7 separate regions of the Mus musculus genome follow, and regions 1, 2, 3, 4, 5 and 7 are each linked to region 6. Evidence: chromatin loops called from intact Hi-C (ENCODE). Cell type or tissue: left cerebral cortex. All regions are shown on one strand.

Region 1 (4,000 bases), 56 kb before region 6:
GCATAACAAAGGTGATTTGAGGAAACTAGTATTTTGACAGACAGGGACACTTACCCTTAATGCCAATGGTGACACCGGGAGAGTTGGCTCTTGTGTCATGAATGTCATGAGCAAAACCTAGATCTGGAATGTCTAAGACATCTCTGTCTCTGGGATTCTCCAGAGCTTTCTATGCTCAGTTCAGTAACTCTGTGATGGCCAATTCTACCCCCACCCCACCCCCAGTTTACAGACCTTACCTTGTCCCCCTTTTCCATCTCTACAGACATTAATTCATAGTTCTATTCAAAACTCATAACCTCCAGGACACCTTGGCCTGTCGCTATGTCCGCTTTCATTTACCATCCTCCTTGGGAAGCTGCCTGTGGCGCGCTCTCGCTCGCTCGCACGTGCTCTCTCTCTCTCTCTCTCTCTCTCTCTCTCTCTCTCACACACACACACACACACACACACACACACACGAACACACCTCCTGGGTTCCAGCCTTACCAGGCTGATCTTATGAAACACGGTGGTGGACATACAGCCTGTGCAGACCCACCTCGGAGGGACAGTCTGTCCCGCTCTACCACAAACCAGTTCTGTGTTCTGAGCAAGAGTTACTGGGCCTCTGTGTGTGCGTCCCTTATTCTGTCTATCAGCTAAAAGAACCTGCTTTCAGGAGCTTTTATGATGAGCCTTTAGAGCTGTGCTCATTAGCACCTAGCACACAGTAAATGTTCAACAAACTAAGCTACTATTATGTTCCCACTGCATTTTAACAACCTGCTTATTTGTAGTCATCCTCTGCTCAGCCTGAGGCATCGGATCGTCCTCCCAGGCATATCATCCGGGCCAAGTACTACAGCTACCTCACCAGAGCTAAAATAATGAGGATGACGATGACGGTGATGATGATGATGTGGAATGCCCAGATAAATGAACATGTAGCTATGTTCATCACACATGGAAGGCATTGCTCTCAGGGACTCCACGCAGCTCGATTATAAACGCTAAATAGATGTTCTCATAATGTACAGTACAAGTACAACCAGAGGAAAATTAATTCTGGCAGGAAAGGGCACTGAAAAAAAAAAAAAAAAAACTAGGAAAGGAAGGCGAGAAAGAAAAGAACAACAACAACAACAGAAATGGCCTAAGCAAAGCCCACTTGGATTGAAGAACATGGCCGTCCTGGGGCTGGGGTGAAGGGACAGGAAGGAAGAGAAAGGAGAGGAGGATGCTGGCCAGCGCAGAAGCCACCCCCCTAACAGAGCTGGATGAAAAAGGAAAGGAGATGGCTGGATCTCAACTGCAGAAAAGAAGTCCAGGCCGTTAGGGGCACCATGGAGTCCCAGAGGATCAGATAAAGGAGGGGTGGGAGGAAGGGAAACTCAACAGAGCCCAAGACAGAAGTCGCCTTCCGGATCTAGCAAAGGAAAAGAACGCGTTTTAGAAGCAGGTTGGGATTTGGGAAGAGAAGACGGAGATTCCTTCATCCCCTCCTCTCGGTTCCCTCCCTCCTCTCGAGGAATTTGCCTTTAGACTGTAGGCTGAGGTAAAGGTGCAGCCTCCATTCGGTTCTCTGTGAGAGAGGCTAAGGGACAAGGAGGAGATATGTGAAGATGTCACACACATTTCTGTAAGAATACTAATAAGGAAAAGTCCAGGAAGAGACTAAAACAGAACAAAGACCAGAGGGAAACCAAGACCCAGTGTGACTTGAAGCCAACTGGTAAGAAACACTCAGGTGGGGCGACAGGTCAGATGTAGTCACAGAACATGGAAGAGTGACAGCGGGAAGAGGAGAGCAAGATCATCCATCAGTGAGTGTTCAGATGAACTGTGAGGCCCATCTCCATGCTCCCTCTTAACCCAGCCTTGGCTCATCTAGAAAACGTATTCCGGTAGATGGTAGCAATGGACACAACAGACTTCCAGGAGGTATCTTAAACATTTATGGCAGTAAGCCCTTGAACTGAAACAAGATGCACACAGAGCAGAAAATCCCTGGTTTAAATCTCAGGTCTTTGAGGGCTAAAGACCTGGAGAGCTTCTGTTTTATGGGTACACAGCCTTGATTTGCTGGTGTTGGCTAGTGAGTTTATACATACGCATCTGTGTACGTGTGCACCCACAGGGGGTAGGCACGGGCACTAGAGCCCCTGGAGCTGGAACTACAGACAGGTGTGAGCTACCTGAGTGGGTGGGTACTAGGAGCCAAACAGGTCCTTGGAAAACCCGCAAACATTCAACCTGTGAGCCATCTCACTGACCCCCGAATGGATTTAATGCCATTTAGTTGTCTACTTAGAAAATGGTTCAAACGGTAAATTTCATGTCATATACATTTTTACTACAATAAAAGGTGATATGCAAATGAGGAATGATGGTTAGGCATCCATAATCCGCAAGGTTGCCTGGCTGCAAAGCACTGAGCTAGGGGTCAGTCTCTGAAACATTCATTCCACAGCTAGAGTCTAAATCCAAGATGATGGTGAGACTCTGAGGCACCTCAGGAAAGTGGCCATGTGTACCCCCACCAAGAAGGGAGGCGGCCTTTCTGTCCACCTTTGTTTTCTTACAGACACAATAAAATCCACACATTCCATCTGATCAGACATGCTTTAATCCAGCCCACAACCAGGAAAAATGGCTCACGAAGATTGATGCTGGAGGCAGGGGATGCTATCAGATCAGCGAGCCAGCCACGCTTAGCTCACGGGAACTGCCTCTCTTGTCTCCAGTTTTTAAACTGCCCTTTCTCTTTTGTGTGTTTGCAAATGAGTTTTCCCTCTTATGACCACAGACATCTAAAAATATACTAAGTGGCCATTTTGTTTCCAAATGGCAAACAGACCCATAGGACTGACATTGCATACATCCCGACACTGTCTAACAGCATACCAGCTTGATGATAAGAGAATGGAAAAATCAATACCACTGGATGTGACCAGAAAACAGAGGAGAAGGTGTAAGAAGGCATGCTAAGATGGCCGTCTCAGTGTATCTAGCCACCATCTAAACCCGGGGCGAAATAACCTCTCTCCATTCTTAGCTCTTTCTGCAGGATCCCACCCAACACAAGCAAATTCCACAAAGCTTATCTATGGAGCTTTGACTCACTCCATTCCTGAGATGTGAAGGAGACCCTGTTTGTGACACACGGGCCCTTTCCCACACATCTAATGACAAATGAACACAGAGTTCCCGATTTAGATGGATAATTTGTGTCTGGCTTTGCAACCTTGTTGCCAAGGAAGCTTCCAGACACTGGATTTCCTTTTGTTCTGCTAGAAATGTTAGTTGTGGGGAGAGGGGCTCTCCGTAAACAGCAGCAGGAAAATAAGGCCTGCCGCCCCCCCCAACACACACACACACACACACACACACACACACACACACACACACACATGAAAAGTGCAGGAGTCGGCAGATCCTGATTGCACAATTAGAGAAGGTTTCATCCCCACAGCTTTGGGTTCTACTTTCTCTATAAATACTTACTCATTTTCTAATTAAACAAACAATTAGTAGAAAGCACAGCCTGAGAAACTGCGTAGGTGTCACCCTCTTGCAAATGATGCCAAGTAAGGGTGAATCAGAAGTGTCGGGCTCTTAATGTTTGCAAAACTGGACCAAACCCGAAGTGCACATGCTTCACAGCTGGCTCTGGAATACAATCAAGGTAATTTTGTTTTGTTTTTATTTGTTTTACAAGGACTCAAAAACAATGAGCTACTTGGTTGGTTTCCAGTAAGGCTCAGCGTCTTTGTCAATGCAAAGTCATTGACTCAACAACACAACGCAAGCAGTGGCCTTCCTAGATCACAAGCTAAAAATCTCCTGACTCGGTGTGGCTAAACAAAGCTAATGTTTACTCTCCAGGGCTTCATTCAGAACTGGTAAGAGAAAAAGAAATGGCTGTAACATAAGAAAATCCCTGCACTCTAGGAAGGAAGACGGTACCAGCATCTTGCTCCAAGCATTCGCAAAAGAACACTTCGGCAGGCACAGGCTA
Region 2 (4,000 bases), 110 kb after region 6:
GTGTGGGGGGGGGGCTGGTGAGATGGCTCCGTGGTTAAGACCACTTCCTGCTCTTCCAGGGGATCCAGGCTTAGTTCCCAATATTGTTCGCAGCTATCTGTAACTCCAGAGTTTTTTTCCATAGGATCTGACTCTGTCTTTTGGCCTCCACAGGTACACATGGTGCACATAAATGAAGCAAAACACACATGCACATAAAATAAAATAAATCTAAAAGCAGAGTATTTTATTAAGATGTGGGTATTTCTATCCTCTTTAACCTTCCACTTAATTTTCTTTTTTCTTTTTAATGAATGCAGAATTGTGCATATTTATGGGCTACAGTGTAGCATTTCTCCATTTAGCACCTTAAATTTAACATCATTAAAACTTGACTGAATTTTTTAAAAAAGAATTTACTGTATTAGTTATGTGATGTTGGAGTTTGCACATATCACAGCACAAGTTGAAGGAAAGAACCAACTTTCAAAAGATGTCTTCTGATCCCCACAGAACATGTTGGTCCTGGGGATCAAACTTAGGTCGTGCAACAGCCTTACTGCCGAGCCATCTCGCCAGCCCCAGCTCTCAATCCTATCCACATGCCTTCCCCTCCCTTCTCCTCCTCATCCCAGGAGGAACCGTCCCCACTTGATTGGGCTTAAAAGTCTTGGAGTCATCCTTTAGAAAGTGCATTTTCTTACACTTCCGGCTTAGCAGCGAGAGGTTCCACAGCCCGTGTCTGCCAAGCATATCGCTTGTTCTACCCGCTTGCCACCCTGCTCCAAGCCATTCTCATTTGTCTTGGATGACAGCAACAAGCTCTGTCTAAGCTCCGGTTTATCCTTATCCGTGCCTACTCCCTCATCCCTCTTCCCAGCACTCCTTAAAACTTTCAAGTGGAATCGTGGCACCCCCTTTCCGGGCCTGGCTCCTTCGGTAGGAGCATTCTCCACATCTTTGATTCCTTTGGTGAGAGCACTCTCCATATTGTTGACTCCTTCAGTGGGAGCACTCTCCACATCTTTGACTCCTTCAGTGGGAGCACTCTCCACATCTTTGACTCCTTCGGTGGGAGCACTCTCCACATCTTTGACTCCTTCGGTGGGAGCACTCTCCACATCTTTGAATATGACATGCAGTCTCTTTGGCTTTGTTCAGAACTCTGGGTGTCAAAGCCTTGAGTACCAGCACGGCCTCGTCCCCTGCACTGGACCCTCCCGGCTGCTTATGCTCCTCAGACCTTGCAGCCCCTTCAGATGTGAGGTTTCCACACCACTGTCATCCCCCTCAGAAGGGTCTTTTCCCAGACACCAATATGGCTGCTTGCCTCTGCCGGCCTCTGCTCAAATGTCACTTCTATATCATTGTTCTTGTGTTATATGTATTTCTTACTTGTCTGTTGTCTATCTTCCCAACTAGAGTATAGTCTCCACAGAGTCGGGACTTTTGTATCTGGTCACCTGACATGAGTGTGGCCTGTAGGAGGCACCCCATATTTGTTTATCCTCAGAATAAATGAATGACTGAATGAATGACTGAAAGCAAGAGGCTGCCTATTGGGAGAAATAAATCAGCTGGGGAAGTGGGGAGGAATCCCTGTCAAGAGGGGAGGACTCCCTGTCAAGAACAAGCTGAGAGCCAGAGACTGAAGCCGGGGCCTCGGAGGAAGACTGTCTCCATGACAACCTAGGCCAAAGGCCGTGGCTACTCTAGGGAAAGGGCCAGCCTGGCGGCGCCTGTGGGGACAACATGGCAAGCAGCAAGTCCGTGCCCAGCCTGGCATCCAGCTCAGACACCGGGACACTTTCCCTGGCCTCCACCTCATTGCTCTGGCCTTGGCAGACCCAGCAGATGGGCACTCTGCAGGGCCCTGGAATCAGCACAGCCGGCTCCTCGTGCGCTGGAGGACAACCCTCTGTCTGGCCTAGGCTCCAGATCCAGGAAATCCTAGATTGTGAAGCTCCAAGGTGGCTCACCTCGTGGAAAGCAACCCAGCCAAACGGGGTGCTGCTGGCAGGAGTGACAAAGGGAGACTCAGCAGCCACCGGCTCCTTGGTAGACTTGAAATTTTTCTGCCCTCTCCCTGAAGAGCCTCGCCAGTATCTCTGTGAGAAGAGGCCTGTTTATCCTTCTCTTTCCCATGTCAACTGAAGTGTAGAGAGGCCAGCAGCTTGTCCATAGCCCCACCATTAGAAAGTTCCAGAAATGTATTCTGATAGCTCCATCTCTCCTCCTGCCTCTTGTCCAGTACATGTCTCACTCCTGGGCCGAGGGTGGGTATCTGCTGTACTCTTCCCTCTGGCTGATCCAACTCTTCCTCCTCATCCAGTGTGTTCCATTGTGGGCCTTACCCTTTGGATGCTGATGATGACTCCATTCTCACAGCACCCCTGGGGAGGCAGTGTTGCTCCCATTCTTCAGGTGAGGAGGTGGAAAGATACCAAGTTAGGGAGGAGCAGAGGAGGCATAGAAACCAAGCCCATGGGACTCTGAAACTCTAAACTCTTGCTCTATGCCATGGGATCATGTCTGAGAGAGGCGTGGGAAGGGCGCTGTGGGACACAGATGAGGGAAGAACACATTAACTTCAGCAGTACTGAGTGGATGGGGTGGAGGGGTGGGAGGATGCAAGAGCAGAGGACACGAGAATGTTCCAGCAAAAGAGACAAAATTCCAAGCAATTCCCAGAAGCCCTCACTCACCCATCACCTGACTTCAAGTGCGTGGCACTTTCTGATTTCTTGGAAAACAGGAAAATTATCTTGTTGAAGTTCCTGTGTACCCATACCTCAGTAAATATTTGTTGAATATCAAAAATCGAACAAAGCATTTTGTCCTCGCCTCCCTGATTTTCCAGCAAGAAAGAAGTGTGTATTGAATGAGCCTACCTCGTCCCAGGTCCTACCCGCCTGAGAAGCATAGGTGCCAATTGCCTCCCACCAGCTTCTGTCTGACGTCCTTCCCAGCTGTGATACCGTGCAAGCCTTTCTTCTCCACAGAAGGCCTCTAGAGAACTTTCCAACTTTCCAGGCAGCGGCTGTGAAGCCACTGTAATAGTGTAATGGTGTAATAATGTCTCCCTCTCTGCTCCTCTCTGAAGCCTTCATTTCCTCCTCTCCCTGTGTCCTTGCTGGCTTCTTCCCTGTGCACAACTGTCCCTTAAACTATGATCCCGGCTTTTCCCAGACTCTGTCCCCGGACCTGAGGTACCCTTGTCCCTTAGTGCCATCCCCCACCTGTTCAGAGCCATGTGGGTGAGGGGACTTTCAGGAGAAGAAAAAGTTTGTTTTTTCTTCAAAACTAAAGAGTTCATTATTCTTTCCTATTTTGATTCTAAAAGCAGTCCGTTGGTGAGGGAAAAAAAAATTCTGTGAAGTCACATTGCTTCTATGTGAATGAGGCAAATCTCTAGCTCCTGCCTCAGTTTCTAAAGTGTGTCAAAGAGAAATGAGAATAAGCGCATCTTCTGTGCACAAGGATGTTTTTTATGTTCAGATCTGCTCAGCATAGCTTTGCCTACATCCCTGGTGAGGAGTTGGCTGCATATCCATCTACCCAGAGATACTGTTGATGATGCTCATTCATGCGTTAGACATGGTTTGATTTGCCACTGGAAAATAAACGCAGGATCATAGTGGGCACAATGGATGCTTCATGCTGGCCTCTCCTGCCTACCCTACTGAGGTGTTGGCTGCCAACTCTAACTCCCTGCCCACTAAGTTGGTCAGCAGGAGGCATCAGTAGCTGGGGTATGGGAGGAGCGTGAGGTAAGGGCGGTGGTTATTCCTCTAGTACCGTCTCTGTTGGCTTGCCAGGGCTGGCTGTGTCTCTTCTAAGGCTACAGTTCCCAGCAAGCTCTGTTTCCATCACTTGCCCTTCAGCCCCACAAGCAGTTACAGCTTTTGTCCATTGCTCTTGGGCAATGCTCTTCGGGAGTCCTTGCTGCCTTTCCTAACTCTGCCCACACCCATAATTCCCGATTTAAACCTTCCTCAGGTACCTAGCTGAATGTCTCACC
Region 3 (4,000 bases), 230 kb after region 6:
TAAGAATAGCTTCAAAGGAAAATATAGAGTACTCATGACTAAACAAAAAGACATGAAATTGGGAATTATGGTTGCAATTGAATTACCATATTTTGTTTTAGCAAATGAAGATAGATCCTTACTGGTTTTGTGGGTTTACCCAAGGAAAGCATACTTTTAAGCAAATACTGTGATTTCTTGAATGTTTTCTGTGTCTAAAAAGGAAGATTCATTTTAAACACTTCACTCACTAAAATTGTTCGTAGCATGTAGAACCGCTGTGCCTGTACTACAGGCTCAAATCATACATGTCAAATACTGACTCAGACAAGATGAATCTTCAGACCCATTCCCTTTGTTGCACCAGCTACTTGTTGGGTTCTGAAGAGCAGCATTTGAATAGTGGCTATTTTGTCATTCAAGTTCTTTCTAGAGCACCATTCCTGACAGGCTCATAGATACTTCCCAATACTGTGACTGTAGCCTGATGTTTTGTTTGCCCAAAAGAATTAAAATAGTGTGGAAGTGGGATAGAGCTTTAAAGCATTGAGTCATGCGATTGATAATCAATGACTGTTATGTTCTAATCTATGTCCGATTAAGTGGATTATCTAGTAATGGTTGCATTGTCTTGGCCAAAATCAGAATAACAAGAAGGATCCTGAGTTCTGTTTTTCAATGTGGACAGTCTTTTCCCTGAGTTAATTCCGTGTTTTACCTTCGGACACAATTCCTTAGCTTCAGGAGTGACAGTTTTAGTTTGCCTCTTTGTATGCCTGACATGTGGAACTGACCACCAAGATCTCATCCTATGTTCTGTGCAAATGCTGCTTTTTGAGAGTATTAGATACATCTCATTTTCTCCTACTAGTGCCCAAAGGTGGGAGACATTTGGCAAGGTTAAGACTCATTTAAGTTGCCTAGAATTTCAGCTTATTGTTGGTTGGACTTAGGAACATGGAGAGACCCTCATTAGGAATGTGGTGTTAGGGCCAGAGAGATGACTCAGCTGTTAAGAGCAATGGCTTCTATGAGAGGTCCACAGTTCAAGTCCTAGTGCTCGAATGGCTGCTTACAACTGTTACTGTAGTCCCATGGGATCCAGTGCCTTCTTCTAAAGTGCAGCCATACATGTAGACAAAATACATAAGTAAACAAATCGAAAGGAAGGAAGAAATGTGGAGCTAGATAGAGTTGGCTGTGCCTGCTGCAAAGGGTTGGTAGGATACAGTTCTGTGAGACTTACTTCTTTCATTATTAAAGGATAAACGGGTTAAACAACTGTACCTGTTTGAATGACTTAAAAAAAAATCGCAGAAACTAATAAAGATATCTGAGAAGTGTTTAGGGTGAGACCTAAACCATAGATAACTAAGAACTCAACGAAAGCTTGATAATTAAATGGTACTGTCGAGTCTGAAATTCGGTTACATGACAGTAGCTGTGGATAGTATAAAATGATGTTGTTAGTCTCATGAACGACGGCAGATAAACTGCTCGGTTACTTCTGTAACAGAAAGGTAATGCCATTCTTGCAAGACTGCTGTAAGGGTTGAATGAATGTTTGCAACGCTCTGGCATAGTGCTTAAAACATAAAATGATCTTATTAAACAGTTTTGGGATTGCTGTTGATTAGGACATTTTTTTTTTTTTTCCTTTCTCATTCTTTCTTTAACCCGAGAAGGATTTCACTGTGTATCTCTGACTGGTCTGGAACACGCTATGCAGATCAAGCTGGCCTCAAACTCACAGAGATCCTCTTGCATCCCGAGTTCTGGGATTAAAGGCGTGATCCATCTCCACCTACTGACTTCTCTCATTTTCTTTAGTCCTCGTCCACTAATTATGGCAGGTTCGCCGGCGTGTCACGTCCTCCTCGCCTTTCTAGCCCGTGATCATCCAGTCCGCCCGGATGACTCCTGTAGCTCTCTTGCGTTTGAGCCACCAGGAGCCACCAAGAGTTCCTCCAGAGCGAGCTCCACCCTCCGCAGGTGGGGCCTGAGGACCCCGCGGCGGCCAGGCCGAGCGGGCACCGCCCCATTCACCCACCGGCCCCGCGCCCACCCCACGCACCCGCCCCGCACCACGCAACATCGCCCTAGCGCCTCTGCGACTGGCGCCGCGCGGAGTGCGCCGCCCGCCATTGGACAAACGCTCTATAGCGCCATCTCAGCCTACCGCGCGGTGCGCGCTCTCATTGGTTCGGACGGCGTGGGAGGCGGGGTCCGCTCAAGGGGCGGTGCCGGGCCGGAGCCCCGCCTCCCGGTCCCTGGGCTGGGCCGAGCCCGCCGGGCGGCTGAAGCGCGTGGGGCCGGGTTGCGAGCGGGGCGCGCAGCGGTTACTCTGGTTACTGTCCGCGAGGGATGCTGGGGACCCGGCGGGCAGGAGCCTTCGCCTCGCTCTGAAGGACGCTCATCCGAGACAGCCATTCACTCTCGAGGAAGGCAAGTGTCGGTCGGACAGGTTCCCGGCCGTGACTTCGGGGCTTGCTTGAGGAGGAATCTCCAAGGGAGGGCTGAGCTGCCAGGCTGCCGCCGCGCTTCGGGACGCCGTGGCCATCTTTTGTTGGAGAAGGCTGCCGGGGCAGTGTTGCTAAGGGCAGCTTTCCCAGCACCCAGATCCTTCTACGCTCCCGACTCCTTCCTACCGAGCACCTGCTGCTGGTGACAAAAGACCGTTTACAGCCAGGCGAGCGGACATCGAAGTATACAGCCACATTCGCACCCCTCAGCCCAATAGAGAGGCCCGTGTCCATCAGTTGGCTGAATGAAGAAGTGTGTAATCAGGAGCCGTTGGGGTAGGCAGGCTTTAAATGCTGCCTTTTAAGATCTGGACAACTTAAGATACATTTGCACTCTCAATGATTTCAAAAATTGATCACATCTGACTCGTGATCCTGAAACTATTTATTGGAAGAAGTTCGACCGGTTGCCCCGAACCCCTTTGAGAACTACATTTTGGGGACATTTTAATCACTGAAGACCTTCCGAGGAAAAAAGACCCCCCCAAGAGACCCCCAAAACACAAAATCCTCAGCCTTGGCTGGTGCCACCAAAGAAGCCTTTTGAGCCATGTGGACTTTTCTTGGCATTGCTACCTTCACCTATTTTTATAAGAAATGCGGGGATGTCACCCTGGCCAACAAGGAGCTCCTGCTGTGCGTGCTGGTGTTCCTGTCGCTGGGCCTGGTGCTCTCCTACCGCTGTCGCCATCGACACGGGGGCCTCCTTGGCCGCCATCAGAGCGGCGCCCAGTTCGCTGCCTTCTCGGATATTCTCTCTGCTTTGCCTCTTATTGGCTTCTTCTGGGCCAAGTCACCTGAATCAGAAAAGAAAGAACAGCTGGAGTCCAAGAAGGTATGCCTGATGCCACAGTGGGCAAATGAATGGGATCGTATTTTAAACTTCAGATCGAGGTCACTGAAGTTTATGGTTTCTTTAAAAGTCACGAAAGTGGTGGCTTAGAAGCGTCAGTGTTCTCATTTGATTGCGTTTCTTAAAGTTCTGGACTGTGTTGTGGCTGTGCTCTTAGGGAAGATGAAAAGCATTTGTTGTGTGAACCTCAGGGATTGGGTGTTGATTTTGGTAGGAAATGTTAGAATTTCATTTGGGAGACAGACTCACTGTGGCTTTTAATTTAAAATCCCTGGGTAAGGATGATTTTTGTTCCTGACAAGGGAGAATTTGTGTGGCAGGTAAGGCTACTTATAAATGTGATGGCAGACAGTGGAAAGTGACAGCAATTTGAAAAGCAATAAAGATGCCTAACACTTTAAAGTTTTGGGCAGAAATCCGTCCCCCACTATCTATTGAAGCAATTAGTCAGCGCAGTCCGCTCCTAAGTTGAGTCAGAGCTGAATGACAGGCTTACGTTAGAGACTGGATCTTTAAATATTTGTGGTGCCATTAATTACTTCGAGGGAATGATGGGGCCAGTGGTAGGTGATGAGAGAGGAACAGGGCGGCAAGTCAGATCACGTAGGACCTACTAGCCAGGGATATGTGAACTTTTCCCTTAAGA
Region 4 (4,000 bases), 110 kb before region 6:
GGGCTGGACTAATAAATAGTTCTTCACTGAGACCCAGTACTGGAGCCATCCCTAGCACACAGCAGCTGACTGAACAGCAGGGGAAAGAATGGGTTGTAAGGGCTTAAACACTACTGGGAGACTGGTGCTGTAAAGGGGAGCATGCCACATCACCGCGTCCCTAACCTAACCCTCTGGGACAGGGCAGGGGATGCTCGTCACCTGGAGAACTGCCTCAGCTTGGCCTCGATGCTCCGGTGCCGCATGCACATTCTGGTGAGAGCTGAGCCGATCTCCCGGGTACCACCTGGCAAAGCAAAGGAGGCCCAGATCAGCAGGAGTCCCAAACCAAGCACACTCACGTGACGCCACCAACCTAAGATGCTGCCTTCAGAACTTCCCATTGCACATGTGTGCATATGCAAACACACGAGTCCAAGACCAAGCACACTCACGTGACGTCGCCAACCTGAGATGCTGCCTTCAGAACTTCCCATTGCACATGTGTGCATATGCAAACACACGATGTCACGTGGTGTGTGTACTACAGTCCTATGTAATGTTTCCTATTCTGAGAGTCCCCGTTCATTTTGTACTTTTGGTTGTGAGTCAGAAATCAAGGCCAGTGACCTGAATTCAACACATGGTGGAGGAAAAGGACTCCTGGAGATTTTGTCTAACGCACACATGCACGCACACACTCACAATTATTGTTCATGAAAGATGACCAAAAATCCCTGACCCCATCCCACCCCATCTGCCCAAACGACCCTCAAAGCTGTTTTGGAAGAGCTAAGGACCACTGTGGTTCATTATTTCAGGGTCCGTGCAATTCTAGGGTAATATAAAGTCATGGTATATTTTCTCATTGGACACTGGTGACCTAGATCTTAGAGTTCCACACGTGTGGGAGGGAGCTAAGGCATGTTTTGATTTTCCCAAGATTCTCTGCATGCCTTCCCTTCGGGCGCACCGCACCCTTCCCCAGATTAGTTTTTAAGGCCTTCTGTCCCTCCCCACTTCTGGAAAAATTCTTGAATCAGAATCTATTGGGATGTGTGGAGAATGGATTGTAACCTCAGATCAGAATTGCATAAGGACCCTGGAAGGCACAGTCAATGATGTTAGGAAAACACACATGCAAAGCTTGTGAAACTGGGTAAGTGTCAAATAAAACACTATTCTCTGGGCAGCAAGAGAAAGCCACAGGAACTTAAGACACAATTAACCAAATCACCAGGGAGGGGAAACCACTCTTATGAAAATCCATGACATTATATGTGTACACCCATGACATGACACATGCTACATGTTGTTCTATCTTCTCTACAGAAATGTTTGTCTGTTGGTTCAGCCCCCCTCGGTTTCCATTTTATTCTGCAAGCTCTGAGCTCATGACAAGCAAATGACGGTAAAGTAGTGACTACTAAGTAGTAATAGTTCGGCTGAGCACGGCGGCACAAGTCATTCACTCAAAGAGCCCGGGAGGCAGAGGCAAGGGGTTCAAAGCCACCACAGCCACTGTGAGTTCAAAGCCAGCTGGGGCTAACCAAATCTGAATGAATGAATGAATGAATGAATGGGTAGCATTTCCACTTTGGAGGCAGAGGGCAGCAGATCCTGTGAGCTGCAGGCCAGCCTGGTCTACACAGCAAGCTCTGGACTTGCCAGGAAGACATAGTGAGACACTGTTCACACACACACACACACACACACACACACACGAGGCTACATTTTCAGGGAGCTCACCCAGTCCATTCAGTCAACAACATGTAGGTCTGGGCCCACACAGAGTCAGTAGCAGGACCCCCATCCAATACTCAGACTTGAGTACTGAAAATTACCTCCAGATTTTCCCAGAAGAATAAAAGTTACACTTCCCTGCTAACCGTTGCTGTAAAAGCTGCAGCAAAAAACCCAAATGTGAACCCAAGGCTGGTCTGACATCTAACTAGTGCCTTGGGTTGCTGAGGATGGAGGCCGGTCAGGAAAGTGCTTGCCTAGCATGTTATGACACATTTGGGCGCCATGAAACGACCATAGTAGCACACACCTATACTCCTCACACTCAAGAGATAGATGCTAGAGAGTCAAAAATTCAGTCTTCTTCAACTATATAGCAAGTTCAAGTCCAGTGTCAGATACATTCAACCCGTCACCCATCCCCACTCCACCCTACCGCACCCCCGGGGAAAAAAAAAAAACAGACAAAAATACAAACAAACAAACAAAACCACCTGGCATTCTACAAAGTGTTTGTGCCTTCCCAGGGATTACCACGAGAGGGCGCTATTCTCACATACTCCAGCTGTCTTCCTATCTGCCTGTTTTTAGCGTGTTTTTTTTTTTTTTTTTTTTATTCCTTGTGAACAAAGGTGAGGAATGAGGACCGCTTTATCCCCCAGGAAAAGATCTCTTTTCCCTGCTCCTTCATTTGATTAAAAGTTAATAACGTGACTACACAGGATATTGGCCCGCTTATTCCCCGCTGCAAGGAAGGCAGACTAAGGCTTTCCTGGGGGGAAATCAGCAGCTATCAAGAAAGGCCCTAAAAATAGCATCCTCTCCTGGACCCAGCAACTCATATACTAAGAACTTAATCTGAGGAAATAATGAAGAAAAACGGCGAATCCTTACCTGGGAGGACAATGATGGAAATGTTTACCACCTCACAAATCCCATTATAATCATCTAGTTAAATGAACCGTGGGGCACAGACACCCAACCGAATAGGATACAGCTATTTAAAAATAGAATTATGTGTCACTTGGGTGCTGCTTAGAGCGTCTAAGTACTTTTCACATATTAAATCAGTCAGTCCTCACAATATTCTCAGTTGTGTTGACAACACTGCGGTGCCCATTTCGGAGACGGGAGAAGTAAGTACTTTAAACAACCTGCCCAAGGTTACAGGATTAGTTAATGCCACTGAAGCAGGAGGAATCGTCCGGGTATGTGCATTCAGCTGTAGTCAGCTATGTGATACTTCAGATAGTCGACAACTAAAAAGACGGCAGGGCCCAGAGGACGCCCGAAGTCCTCATCTAACAGCTACTGTAGGGGGTGGTGTTTGTTCAGCCGGCTCTGAGAGTTTGGTTCTTGAGTCTAGAAGTCTACGAGGTGCTAAATGGGAGTGCAGAGAGCCAGGTGGTGTGACTCTCTTCCTCAGGGCCAACCGCCACTGCCACTTCCGTGTCCTTGAGGAGAGATGAGGGGTTGGAAAGGACCGTGCTGACAGCCAGGCCCTGCGCTCCATTTTTCCATCTTTTCTGTCCTACTATTTCAGTGCCTAACAGAAGCAATCAAGCTATGGGCCGATTCCATGCAGTTTCTGAACGTAACGCCTGTGCCCACCACTGTGCCTCAGCACAGGGAGCCACAGAGAGGCCAGGAAATGAAAAGACATTAAGAAAACTTCCTACCAGCAGTATCTGTGTAACTGGCACAGGGGCAGGAGGCAGAGGACATTCCCTATGGACCCCATAACCCAGTGTTGCTGATACTGGCATGTGTGGGTCACCCTAAAAACAGACCTTTCTGTTAAGTGCTTAGCAACAGCTGATGCTTTCCTGACCTCAGCAGGTTTGAATTGGAGGAAACTGGCTGGAGCTACAGAGTCAGAGGAGACATCTGGAAGAGGGCCAACCTGACAATGGGAGGATTTATGGCATTACACATGGCTGGTTTAGACACCTGGCCACCCTGCAAGGGTGGACAAGACCTTACTTCTTGAATGAGGGAATATTTGTTATTTGGAGGCTGGACCAACAATTCATTTGGGTTGTTTGTTTGTTTGTTTGCTTTATTCCTTAGGGATACGTGTGTGAACACAAGAGACTTGCATCTTTCTCAATTTGTTTTCTGTATTATTTTTTTTTAATTTTTTGACATAAGGTCTTTCACTGAACCAGGAGGCTGACCAATGAGCTCCTTATCCTTAGAGGGGATTAAAAGCAGTGCCACCACACCCACAACAGACCAAGGCACACACTCACACATACGAACTTAAACTCAAATTCTC
Region 5 (4,000 bases), 71 kb before region 6:
ATGGCTCCAGTGGACCTCTCGGACAGGGGCAGTCACTTTGGTTGGTAGCCCCTGTACAGCAATTCAAAGCAATTCACCCTCCTCCTACCTACCCACCTGTAAGCCTTCTGGGGAAGCAGGAGGTTTGTCCACCAGAGAGCAAAGTGGTATTAGAGCAAGCAGAACCAAGGGACTGAGATAGGACAAATACAATTGAAATCACCACAGCCCTCTCAAGTCCCAAGATCCCATTTCTTTTGTCAATAATAGTAAGTTAAAATAGCCTAAGAATTAGATTAAAATGTATAGAAAGTACACAGCCCGAGTGTTTAAACATGAAGCCCATTCAATAGACAGGAAGTCATTTTGCATAGTTGAGAAATTATATATATATTGAACTCATGTATTTAGAGTTCTTTCCCACAGCCTTAAGGGCTGTCCTGAAGGTCTCAGTGTTTACCATTTTGCTGAGACATTAGCCACACCTTCACCTCCTGGACTCATGCTGTGGATAATTCTCATGGAGTCACTGATGTTAACAGGGAGGGCATTCCTCGGAGGAATGTGAAAATGCATACTTTATTATACAAACAAGCCTTATGCCCACAGCAGCCAAGGAGGCTGAGGGGTGAGGGTGGGGGAGCAGGAGGAGCCCTTCCTGTCTGAAAGGCATGAACTATGTATGTCACTCTGTCCCCATCAGGATCACAACAGGCATGAACTCTAGTTTTGCCATGGAGCCCAGAGAGACCAAAGTGAAGACAAAAGAGAAGGGAGACAAGCAGAGAGAACTTAGCAAGCCTCAGCCCAGGCGTTAAACAAAAATACTGGCTCCTTGGCAGGGCAACCCTTCCCCCCTCCCCCTCCTTCCTGTGCTCCCTGCAATTGAAGCGTGGATTATTTCTTAAGACACACAGAAAACTGAAAACTAAACCCAGTAGGAAGACAGAATCTTTACCTTCAGTTTTCAATAAACAAGTCACAGAGAGGTAAGAGGAAAACCATGTAGACTGGCAGCCGCACTTGGTGAACTGAGGCAGGTGCAGAATTGCACGCCTGTGAGGATGCAATGGGGCTGAGCAGGCCAGCAGGAGGCCACCCCGGAGTTGGTGCTTCTGTGCCGTGGTTCCTCCTGGCATGGTCAGCAAACACAGCTTGCACCTACTCTGTGCATTTCTGATTACAAAAGCTGAGAGGTGCTAAGAAGACGCACCCGGGTCTAAAGGAGCAGATGATACTCCACCAGAGAAGCTATATCTTCTTAAACAGAGGAGCCAGACAGCCCAATTTGGTCAGAATTCCTATCTTCCTCCCAAAAGCGCACCTTCAGTCCAACCAACCAACCTTCAAATGGTTAAGCCGCCAGCTGGTGACAAACCCTCTGCCCCTGACCATCTGAACCGGTGTGTCACTTAAGATAGCCTCATTTCGGGCTGGTGAGATGGCTCAGCGGTTAAGAGAGCCCACTGCTCTTCCAAAGGTCCTGAGTTCAAATCCCAGCAACCACATGGTGGCTCACAACCATCCGTAATGAAATCCGATGCCCTTTTCTGGAGTGTCTGAAGACAGCTACAGTGTACTCACATATAATTAATTAATTAATTAATTAATTAATTAATATTTGGGAGAAAAAAAAGATAGCCTCATTTCTATCCTGATTTGTTGGTTTGTGACAAAGAGACATGAAGCCTGCATTGGCCTGTGTAGCCAAGGCTGGCCTTAAACTAGTAATCCTCCAAGCCTTAGCCAATACTGGGGTCTTGGGTGTTCTTCAAAAAAACGTATGAAAACAGTCAATCATGACTGCTTCCTCAAAGCCTCTGTTTCTTCATCTGGGAAATGGGAGCATAGGCTCCAATTTCATAGCTGTGAGGACTACAGATCGTTAACAGCTTTACACATCCTACACGCAGTAACTCTCTAACCACAGTAGCTGCTCTTTCTAGTCTTCTCTACTGGGGGCGGGGGGAAGGGGACATATCTTTGAGTTATAAAAATGGCAGCGTGGAAAAAAAAAAGCTTAACACCTACTGTTAATGAGACACCTCCCACACTTGGTAGGAGGGTGCCCAGTCAGACCTTTCCTGGGAAAAACCAGCCCTAGAGCTACAGTCTGTAACGTGCTGTGTCTCCTACTTAAATGCCACCTGAGGAGTTGATTCTGCCAGGAGCTGAGGGATGGAAACAGGCACAGGGATGGCAAGAATACTGAGCCCTAGAAAGAAGCAACAGCCACGAGTGGGAGAGCGGCTGAGCAACCATCACAGCCGTGTGAGCCAAGGTTTCTGCAGCTATAGAAAACTGGTCACAGCACAATCATTTAAAACTGTACCTCTCCAGAGGCTGAATCGGGAAGGCTGTAAGTTCAAGGCCAGTCTGGCCAGCTTTCACATAGCCATGTTTCCAAAAAAAAAAAAACCTAAAAACATAAAAGCTATGATTTTCACCCTTAACTGTGGGGTCCAGGTGGCTATCAATATTCCTAAAATAGTACAAACTCACACAGCTAAATTGTACGTGCTTGTAATATAAACACAGGGAAACACCCAAGTCGTGGCTGGTACTTCCAGATAGTGAAACTACAGGAAAGTGAACTGTTTTTTTAAACAACCCAAGAATAATTGTTTTGTATCTTGGGAATTTGTAATGATGGATTTGTTTAACTTTGAAATTAGAGAAAAAGTTATAATTGACAAGTATGGCTAGACCCAGTGGTGCAGGCTTCTAATTTCAGCTACTGGAAAGGCTGAGGGAAGAGGAGAAGCAAGACCAAGACCAGCCTGGGCTCAGATCAAGTTCAAGGCAACTTATAGCAAGGTCGCATTTCAAAAGGAGGAAGGGGGACCTCTGGTAGGTACAGCCTGGCCTGGCGTGTGTGAGGCCTTGGGCTCAGTCTCCATTGCTACAGAAGAAATGTTTATGGGATGGGCATGAAGTGGAAATGCAGACAGATGCTCTCCAGTCCACCTCCAAGAAACCCAAGTGGAAGCTCACCCTTCCCTTCCATCAGGGGCTCTGCCACATACAAGGGGAGGACAGACTCCATCACCCGTAGGCCTGCAGCTGGCATTACATTAAGCCCACAGACATTTCCTTAGGACCTGGCACGAGAGCATTGTTCATTTCCTTGTCCCAACATTTGCATTCAAAAGGCTGCCCAAACCTCAAACCACATTTAAATGCATGAACAGCACAGGATCCTGTAGCGTTTTCGTTTCCCTGGCAACCTTATCTTGATCTTCTTTCATCTTGGCCTCAGATGAAAGGGCTAGGTGCCCCAAAGTCCCTGAAATCAGCTGGCAGCTGGGGGGAGAGGGCGCTCCATCCTCCACCCCACCTCCCAGCACAAAGCTAGCTTATTGAGAAACAAGTGCCACTTAATTTGCTTACACCACCTTCATTCCACCGGAGACTTTCGACCATTGGATCCCAACAGGCTTGCCGCTCAAGTTCTGGACCATCTGACTGACTTTCATATTCCCAATTCTTAATTTAGCATCACAGAAACATAATTAATCTTTCTCATTAACTGAAAAGGAAAAGGGAAATTACACTGAAGATTACTATTTTGCATCAATAGCAAATCAATGTCTAAATATTTACCTAGCTCGGGTCCCTTGAACAGCAGGTGGGGATGGGGGCAGATGGGACCTTAATTTTAATGGGTGAACATCAAGCCACAAAATGAGCCTCCAGGGCCAGACTTTGACGTCTGAATGCTATGGACTAACTAGAAACAAATCAGCAGACGGGCAGTGGGGTGTGGCTCATCGGGAAAGGTGCTTGCTCCATGAACCTGGAGACCCAAGTTTGAACCCATAACTAAATAGAGAGAGAAAACTAATTCTACAAATTTTTTCTTTTGTCCACTGAACCACAGACACACACATTGTGGCACATATGTCCATGCACGCGCATACACACACACACACACACACACACACACACAGAAATAACACACGTAAAAATAAAGAAATCAGAAGGGATTTCTATGAAGGCAGATCTATGTGATTTTGAGGCT
Region 6 (4,000 bases):
GAAAGAAACACAGGCCCTGACAGCCCAGGACTCAGTCCCACCGAGAACCTTTGCAGGAAGCAGAGAAACCTCTCCGGGGCTTTGCTGTGTCTCGAGGGTCTTTGCCTCAGAAGAAAGATGGATGGCACAGGCGTGGAAACTATTCCACTCTCTTGTTATCTTTTTATTTTTCTCCAAAGAGGAAACTGACTCCCTTCCTGTGTTGCTGTACATTATGAAGTCTCAAAAGCTATTCAGAAAAAAAAAAGTTCTTAGCCTTTTTCTCACCCCAATTTAACATCACTTTAAAAAAAAAAAAAAAAAAAAAAAAAGCCCTAAAAATGGTACCATGATGACAATCCAAATGGCTTCTCCCTAAAAGCAAACAGAAAGGGAACCAAAAATATGATAAGCTGGTCACGAGTTTAAAGATGGGAAGGACAAGGAGGTCACCACAATGACTGACTTTCTTGCCGACAACGCCACATATCCATATATCCTATGCTGTCTGTCCTAAAAAGCCCAATTTAATCTTGTCACTTCTCTTTTGAAGTGTCATCGCTGGCCACTCCATAAAAGAAGGCTTCTAAGGAAGAAAACTCCATGTAAATATTTAGCAGTTCCCTTTCGCATAAAACAACCTTAGAAATCAGACAACCTGCATGCTCTCTCTCCCCGATCCCTCTCTTCCCCCAAAGGGCCTAAAATCAGAATCCAAAGCACAATGTAGTTTTCTGCTGTGCCTCCAGTCTGAAATATTCTACTGTCAAGTGGGGAAAAAAATCTACCAAACTCAAAGAGAAAGAGACTAGAGCGGTGTGTAAGAGGTCTTCCACCTACAAATGTCTAGGCAGGGCCTACACCAGGCATCCAGCTGGTGGGTGGAAGGTGGCACAACCCCATCCTTGGGGAAGGATTACCTTCTGAAGGGCTTTGGGTTCAAACCACCTACTGAAAAGAACTGAGCCCTGATTTTGGATTAAAATAACAACAGTCATAGTCGTAGTCGTCATCATCATCAAAGGTAGAGAAAACTCCAGGTGTGATTACTCTGGGGCTGAAGTCAGGGATCGGTTTAGATCCCTGGATTCCTCATTTCTATTCAGGGACTGGAAACATCATTACCTCCTCAAAAAAAAAAAAAAAAAACTCCTCTGCACATCACAACATACAGTGTGTGTGCCTCAAACCAAATCTTGTTTTGACTCTAGTAAAGTGGGTGAAATTTAAGTTAACAATAAACACCAGAGTCCAAGCAGGGGCATCAATCTTTGTTCAAAAGAACACTTCGATAATTCAATGTGGATTGAGGGCAAAGGAATGAAAGGGGCTGTCTTTGAAGAGACTAATCCATCTAATTCCAAACCACTGGATTAGAGGCATTCCTGGGCGAGCAGGCTCTGGCTACAGATTAGGCTACAAGGATTTCTGACAAAAGGCACGAGCTTGGTAGGCTTGCAAAATGGACCTGAGGGGGACCAACCAGGCACCTTGGCAAAGTTCACACTAGATGAGGTGACAGTTGGTTCTAAAAGGAGGAGGCAGGCATGACAGCTGAACATTCCTCCCCAAAGTCCATGGCGAAGGCCCACGGCCTCTCCAAACCTTACACTTCATCAGACAAAAGCTTCCCCAGGCGCCAGGCAGCGGCTGAAGAGGGGCTGTCCACACCCACTCGCCAACACAGCTTTCCAAACCTGCCCACTCTTTTGGAAGCCGAGCGCTTAATTAAACACCACCTCCCCGGATCTGTTGAGGCAGACTGGGGCTGGCCTCGAGCCAAAGAGAAGCTCCCTAAATACACTGGAAAAAAATGCCCCCCACTACCGCCCCCAATTCCCACTTCCAGGCAGCTCCTGGAACTGCTTCTATCTTATTAGGGTGGGTAACCTAAGTCACGGTGTACCTCTGAGCACCAGAAAACCCACAATCGAGGATCAGGTTATCTCCAGTCCCACCCTTTGCAGGAAAAGGCTAGGGTTGTTCCCCGCCCCCAACACACTCGCGCGCACTCACACGCACACACAATCCTTCCCAGAGAAGAGTGGGGTGTGGATGTGTGTTTGAGAGAGCTGGGTATAGTAGTTTTGGAAACCTCAACCTTGCCTTCCTGTTGTGAGCCTCTCAGGCTCGGGGTCCCTGGGAACTTCTGCGCCAAGCCCCGGGGGAGGGTATGGGGAATGCAAGGAACACCATCAGCAGCTCTGGAACAGACTAATTAATAACTAATTTGCTCAGATTCCCCTACTCCAGGTAGACCTGAAAGCCAAGCTTGTAACAACCCTGCCACCCAATCTCCCAGGCCGGAAGACTCTTTCCTGCAGCCAAGCAGGGGCCCCCACTACCGCTCCACCACCGCGCCAAGCACTCCACCCCAAACCCAGGGAGTCAGGTGTCCTCCAGGGCGTCCATCCTCCACGGGTCGCAGACACTCAGTCCAGGGACAGACAATGGAAAACTTGGAACTAGGGCCCTAAACCCCCAAAGGAACAAGATGGTGTCGCCCCCTGGGATTATGAATGCAGGGGTTGGTAAGTGGCATCAGACTCTCCCCCACTAGCCCCCGGGAAGTCGCCTGCCCAGTGACCCAGCACAGCCGGAGCAGTGCGGCGGGTAAGAAGGTGACACCCGGGTCGCCAGAGCTCCCGCAGGTGGCCGGCAGCGCCGGCGAGGGCCAGGCCGGCCGCGGTGGAGGGGAAGCCCCGCGGCGAGGTCAGAGCAGCCGCGCCCCCAGCGTCCTACCTTCATGTCGCTGATGATGGTCTGGAAGAGGCCTCCAAGCGCGCTGCATTCCTTCTCGATCACAGCCTCCATTTTCCCGGCGCGGCGGGGACAGGACACGCTCTCGGGGCGGCTGCACTGCGCACGGGGCCGGGCTCGCTCAGCCCGGGAGCGGTTTCACCCTGGGAGCGACCTACCTCCGGCTCGCCGCCGGTTTTGCAGAGAGCACGCGGTGCTCGCAATTTACTGCACTCTGCCCCCCCAAGTCCCAATCCAAGACGCCCAGCCGCTCCGGAGGGCGAGTCACCTATGTGCAGTGCTCGGCTCCTGGTCTCAAAAATGCCCGGAGAAGACTGACAATCAAGCCACCAAGAGTGCCCACGACGGAAAAGGCGAAGCCCATCTTGGTGCAGAGAAAACCGCCCGCTGACCCGGGGCCAGCGCCATTTACGAAAAAAAAAAAAATGTCTTCCAAATATAATTTTTTTCTGAAACTCCAAAATAAAGAAAGAGAGAACGAAAAAGGGCAGCAGCAGACGAGGTCAGCTCGCGTCGCCCGGATCTGTTGCTCGCAGACGCGGCCGCCGCCTCCTTTTTACTCCTGTGCGCCCGGCCCCGCGCTCGCTCTGGCGGTGCTCCCGGGGATGTTGCGAGGAGCGCACGCGCGCTCGCGACCGTCTGGCGCGGGAGCGCGGGGGAGGCGCGCGCCCGCGGCTCGTGCGTGAGCCGCCCGAGGGCGGGGCTGGGAGCGCGCGCTGGCTGAGAGGCGTGCAGAGCGCCTGCTGCAAGGAGGAGCTGGCGGGAGGGTAGGCGAGCCCGGTGTGCGTCTCCCGGACGTTCAGAGCGCCTCGTGCGGCGAGGGTCTCTGAGTGGAGAGGGCGAGTGAGCGCCCAGCCGCCCACAATGGCAGCTAGCGTGCAGGGAAGCCGCGCTGCACCTCCGGCCCCGCCCCTCGAGGGACCTGCAAGGTCGGCACGTTGAGCGCTGCGCCCCGCACCTGGTGAGCGACCAGTGAGGCGGGAAAGCTGTTACTGCTGTCGCTGCTGCAGCCTCTGGAGAAGAGGCCTCTTCGATGATGTCAGGACTGCAACGCCCGAGTCACGGCTGCAGGGAGCCAGCTACAAGATTAGGGAGAGTCTGGGAAGAGTATCCTGCGGTGGGATGCTGAGTTCCAGAAAGTTGCAGGGCGCTAGATTGATCTGCTGAGGCTGAGCGAACGCAAAGGGCATCAGGGTTCCTAATCACTTGCCCATCTGTCTGTACAGATCGTTGGCTGCATATGGCTGGAATGCTGATGGTT
Region 7 (4,000 bases), 89 kb after region 6:
ATATGGTTCCTGATCAAGTTCTCTCTGCTTCGTGGTCAGCCAAGATGTGAACAAGCTGCCACACAGTCCTGCCACCAGATGTTGCCCACCACACCTCCTGCCAAGGTGAACTCTGTTCCCGCCATCTCTTAGCTGAAGCAGATGCTTTCCTTTTAAAAGTTGCTTCATTTAAAACTTAGTTCACTGTTTATGTATTTGTGTGTGTGTGTATACCTATAGAGGAAGTGCCCTTAATCACGGAGCCATCTCTCTAGCCTCTTAGGTTGCTTCTTGCCATAACGGTAACTAAAATAACAATTTCAGGGCCAGTATCAAACAAACAAAAGACCCTCCGGAGAGCCCAGCTTTGCCCTGTGAGGATAGAGCATGACAAAGATCTGTGGGCCAGAAGGAATCTGTCCTCTACTGCTAAGACTTAAGATCTGAGCTTAGATTTCTAGCCTCTCGAGCCAGGAACAGTACAAATTTGCCATTTATAAGTGTCTAGCCTTGGTACTCCTGACAGCAGCACAAAAGGATTGAGTTATGTTTCCCTGAGCAACTTAATTCTAATATGGGGATATCTTGTCCACAAACCTTTCAGTAAAGACAGATGAAGCACTACGGCCGTGTCAGTAGCTAGGACTTGCTTTCTCCTAGTTGGGTGGAAGTAGTCCACCTTTCTATGCTTCCTGGACTCTGGTTGTCCTTCTACCGTTTCTGGTGTGTCTGAATCAAGCCCTATGTGTTTGGACACATCTTTCTGGCAAGACTCAAAGTGAAATGGCAAAAGATAGACAGCAGGGACATCTCTGTGCCGGGAGGAGCAGCTGTGCTTTGCGCCTGTCTGCTAATTATGTTTGTGCATAGAAGAATGTCACTTGTGTTTGCTTTCATTAGAACATTCCTCCCAGTACTAAGGCCATGGGGATGGGGTGGACCCAGAGTGGCCACCTTCCTGTGGTCATTGGAGACCACGACTGATTACCAAAGTCTTTGACAAGTGGTGAGGTGCTGCCCTGGCTCTCTGATCATGACTCACTGGCATTTAATAGCACAATTCTGTCTCCTGGGTGGAGTTGCTGTGCATGGGGAAGACTTGAGAAGTTTCTGACTGGTCATGCGAAGAGACACGGCCACAGATCGGTACTAATAGGCTCTAGAACATGAACTCTCACCTCGGGCTCCTCCTTCCAAATCCACATTCCCAGCAGACTGTAAGTGCTGGCCAGTCTCTGCCCTTGTACTTCAGATCCCTCAAGGCCTTCAAACAGAGGGTACAGAAGTGACTGACACCCACCCTGCTCTGGGCCCCAGGACTCAGACTTACTGGAGGAATGGGTATTTTTTAATTGAATTAATCTGGCTCCCTAGGGGGCTCCTTTTAGAAACTCATACAAAGGCACCCAGCGAACTAAGAGCTCTAAGAATACATAAAGAGTGTTTGGTTTTGTCTTTTTGTTTTTCTTTCCAGTGATTATGATCAAGCGTTGGGGGCCGAGGACACTCCTACAAAGAATTGTTGGGCTGTGACTAACAACACAGACTTTTACAGCCCATTTAGATTGCTATACTCAGACTCTCAGGAGGGAGGGTAGTGGGGCCTGGTCATCTGCATCTTGACAAGCACTTGGAGATATTCTGTCCAGTGGCCTCTCAGCAAGTCATTTTAGTGTTTCCTTCTGGCCACTCAGTTCTAGCTCTGACCCTGTTACTGGGTCTCAAACCAGCTCTTGGCTTCTGGACAGAACCTCAACATGCCATGTCCTGTTCATACTTGCTGGGTCCGGACTCCCTCAACTCTGCATGCAGCTGGCACCTCTGTTTCTCGGTAGCATGTACCTAGGCTAGGGCCCCTGGTTCTGGGATGATACCCATTTGCTACCTCATCCTTGTCATTGTCTGTTTAGTCTGTGGAGTGTGAGAACCCTTTTAGAACTTCATTTCCATGTCCCGTCTGGTCCCGCTAAAGACCAGGTTACAAGAGTGTACAGTCTCACAGCCTCTGTCTTCTACGATCCACTCAGAGCCTGTCTTAGTCCCCAGAATGGAGTCTCCTGAGCTAGGACAGAGGTCATCAACACAGCCTGGACCTTTCTTTTTTCCTCAGCTGTGTCTGGCCCATGTCTGTGGTGGGGGAAGCGTGCTTTGTAGGTTTCAGGAACCAAGGGAAAGGCTCGGTTTTTACTGAACATTTCAGTGAGTCATTCTTGCTGCATGTTCCAGCTGGAAGCGTCTCTTCACGCTAAAGAAACTGACAGCAAAAGGTTGGATGTTCATCTTGTAGCGCTCCGCGTGCCATTTGGTAACTCCCGAGAGGCTTCAGGGCTGTAGCCACTTCTCCCTAGAGGGTAAGAATTAATCACAGTGTTAGCGCATCACCAGGGTCCCAACCCAGCTTCTTACGGGTTGTGTGTATTGTCTCTCTAGATCCTCTTAGCACAGTAAGGGCTACTAACCACCACCTTATGACTTTGCATGCTTAGCATGTGTGTGTGTCTACGCATTTAGGTTCATGTGTGTGTACATGCATGGGTTCATGCAGGTACATGTGTGTGTGTGCATGTGTGTGGGAACTAGGTCTCATTCCTCAGAAGTCACCCTTTGTACTTCTCTGAGGCAGGTTCTCTTGCTGTCTGGACTTAGCTCTGCAGGCTGGATGGCCAGTGAGTCACAAGGACGCTTGTCTGTCTCTGCTTTCTTCACGTTGGGATTATGATGGGTGCCTTCTACCATGCCATGCCATCCTCTGCCTTTTCCTTGTGGGTCCTGGGGTTCTGTGCTGTGTGGCAGCACTTTTCTGACTGAGCTAGCTCCCCTGGCCTGCCTTATGGCTTTAGGAATGTTATTACTTACCAACACAAGAAAGTTTAATGACTAAACCAACCCAGAGTCACTGAGCAAGAATCCCAAGCTGTGGTATCGATCATCAGAGTTTATGTTCCACCATGAGGTAGACTCAGGCCAATCCAGGAGGGTAGATGTTAGGTCCTTCTGCTCCATGTGAGGGACGGAAGATGGAAGAGGACACACTATCTGCTCAGGAGGCACAGGGCTCAGCATCTGAGCTTTAGTGGCCTTGTTCTTAAGGTCCTTGGGAGAACTGTTAGGAGACTGGGATGAGGCTTATGAGGGGGGTTGCATATCTTGCTGGTCATTTTCTAGGGTCAGAATAAAAAGAAAAATCTTAAGGATTTGCAGATATTTTGTCCTTTGCTGAGCAGTCATGTAGAGCAAGCTGAGTTCTTACTAATGCATGTGTTTGTTTAGCCAGAGTGTTGTGCTGGCTTGGAAATTTCTGAAATGAACAACCCTAGCCTCGGGCTTCAAGAACTTCGTGGTTTAGTTTGTGTGTTGTGTATATGTGTATGTGTTTAGGGACTGGATGTGTATTTGTGTGTGTGTGTGTGTGTGTGTGTGTGAGAGAGAGAGAGAGAGAGAGAGAGAGAGAGAGATTATGAACAGTGGCTTTCCTGCTGTGTAAAAAGTACACAAGGGTGTTATGGGACTGTAGAGGAACCAAGAGATCAGGAGAGAGTCCAACCATATTAAAGGCAGGTCTTCTGCAGAAGAGGCACCTACATCTAAATGGCGAAATAGAAACTTGCTAGTCAAAAATGTGTGGAAGGGGCTGGACGTCTATCTGTTACATACTGACTTTGCTATCAAGAATAACCTGAAACGCTAGACCACAAATGAAATGAGGAGCCCAGCTACCTAGCTGAAAGCAAATCTTGCTCTTTGAGGGGATTAGGAAGAAACAAAGTAACCAGGACTTATGAAGCCAGCAATAAACACAGGGGAAAGACAGAGAAGTGAATCTGGAATTTTATATCCCATTTCCCGTAAGGCATTTGTCACTTATCAGGAACTGTCAGAAAAGTCCTCAAGAAAGTGGTCACTGAGAGTCTAAGGATCTAATCCAAAATCCGACAGTCTCCACACACACGGGGGGGGGGGGGGGAATTCAAGCTCTGCACTAAAGGAAAGGCCCTGAGAAGGACACGAGGTTTTCAGTGAG

Evidence for each region. Hi-C counts contacts between places; a loop is a spot of excess contacts. Peaks named below come from ENCODE experiments on the same cell type or tissue, not always from the same donor. Only the 100,000 strongest peaks of a DNase experiment are listed, where the experiment ranks them.
Region 1: it touches region 6 in a loop (2.5-fold over the local background); 5 of 42 quality-filtered maps call a loop at or near these places.
Region 2: a loop joins it to region 6, with 2.4 times the contacts of the local background. A loop is called at or near these places in 18 of 42 quality-filtered maps.
Region 3: it touches region 6 in a loop (3-fold over the local background); 4 of 42 quality-filtered maps call a loop at or near these places.
Region 4: a loop joins it to region 6, with 6 times the contacts of the local background. A loop is called at or near these places in 23 of 42 quality-filtered maps.
Region 5: it touches region 6 in a loop (8-fold over the local background); 6 of 42 quality-filtered maps call a loop at or near these places.
Region 7: it touches region 6 in a loop (2.0-fold over the local background); 3 of 42 quality-filtered maps call a loop at or near these places.

What each region holds. Positions count from the first base shown.
Region 1 is chr15:59,023,221-59,027,220 of GRCm38, forward strand. All of the region lies in intron 3 of Mtss1 (MTSS I-BAR domain containing 1), which reads right to left. Among named protein-coding and RNA genes, the nearest start is that of Gm41330, 31 kb to the left of the region's middle. In left cerebral cortex, a CTCF peak has its summit at 1,901; no DNase peak of the experiment used is centred here.
Region 2 is chr15:59,192,906-59,196,905 of GRCm38, forward strand. No RefSeq gene overlaps it. Among named protein-coding and RNA genes, the nearest start is that of Gm36617, 51 kb to the right of the region's middle. In left cerebral cortex, a CTCF peak has its summit at 1,732; a DNase peak (open chromatin) is centred at 1,734.
Region 3 is chr15:59,312,794-59,316,793 of GRCm38, forward strand. Sqle (squalene epoxidase) reads left to right here and starts at 2,299. Exons shown (of 11, transcript NM_009270.3): 1 at 2,299-3,336. The coding sequence starts at 3,052. In left cerebral cortex, a CTCF peak has its summit at 2,136; DNase peaks (open chromatin) are centred at 2,164 and 3,215; H3K4me3 peaks cover 2,643 bases; H3K27ac peaks cover 1,326 bases.
Region 4 is chr15:58,972,275-58,976,274 of GRCm38, forward strand. Mtss1 (MTSS I-BAR domain containing 1) reads right to left here. Exons shown (of 15, transcript NM_144800.2): 4 at 202-286. Among named protein-coding and RNA genes, the nearest start is that of Gm41330, 20 kb to the right of the region's middle. In left cerebral cortex, CTCF peaks have their summits at 2,247 (motif pointing right) and 3,023; DNase peaks (open chromatin) are centred at 2,261 and 2,998; H3K27ac peaks cover 653 bases.
Region 5 is chr15:59,007,673-59,011,672 of GRCm38, forward strand. All of the region lies in intron 3 of Mtss1 (MTSS I-BAR domain containing 1), which reads right to left. Among named protein-coding and RNA genes, the nearest start is that of Gm41330, 15 kb to the left of the region's middle. In left cerebral cortex, no CTCF peak of the experiment used is centred here; a DNase peak (open chromatin) is centred at 2,084.
Region 6 is chr15:59,078,735-59,082,734 of GRCm38, forward strand. It overlaps Mtss1 (MTSS I-BAR domain containing 1), which reads right to left and starts at 3,292. Exons shown (of 15, transcript NM_144800.2): 1 at 2,722-3,292. The coding sequence starts at 2,793. In left cerebral cortex, no CTCF peak of the experiment used is centred here; DNase peaks (open chromatin) are centred at 1,737, 1,955, 2,548, 3,005 and 1 more place; H3K4me3 peaks cover 2,828 bases; H3K27ac peaks cover 2,342 bases.
Region 7 is chr15:59,167,270-59,171,269 of GRCm38, forward strand. No RefSeq gene overlaps it. Among named protein-coding and RNA genes, the nearest start is that of Gm36617, 77 kb to the right of the region's middle. In left cerebral cortex, no CTCF peak of the experiment used is centred here; a DNase peak (open chromatin) is centred at 2,197.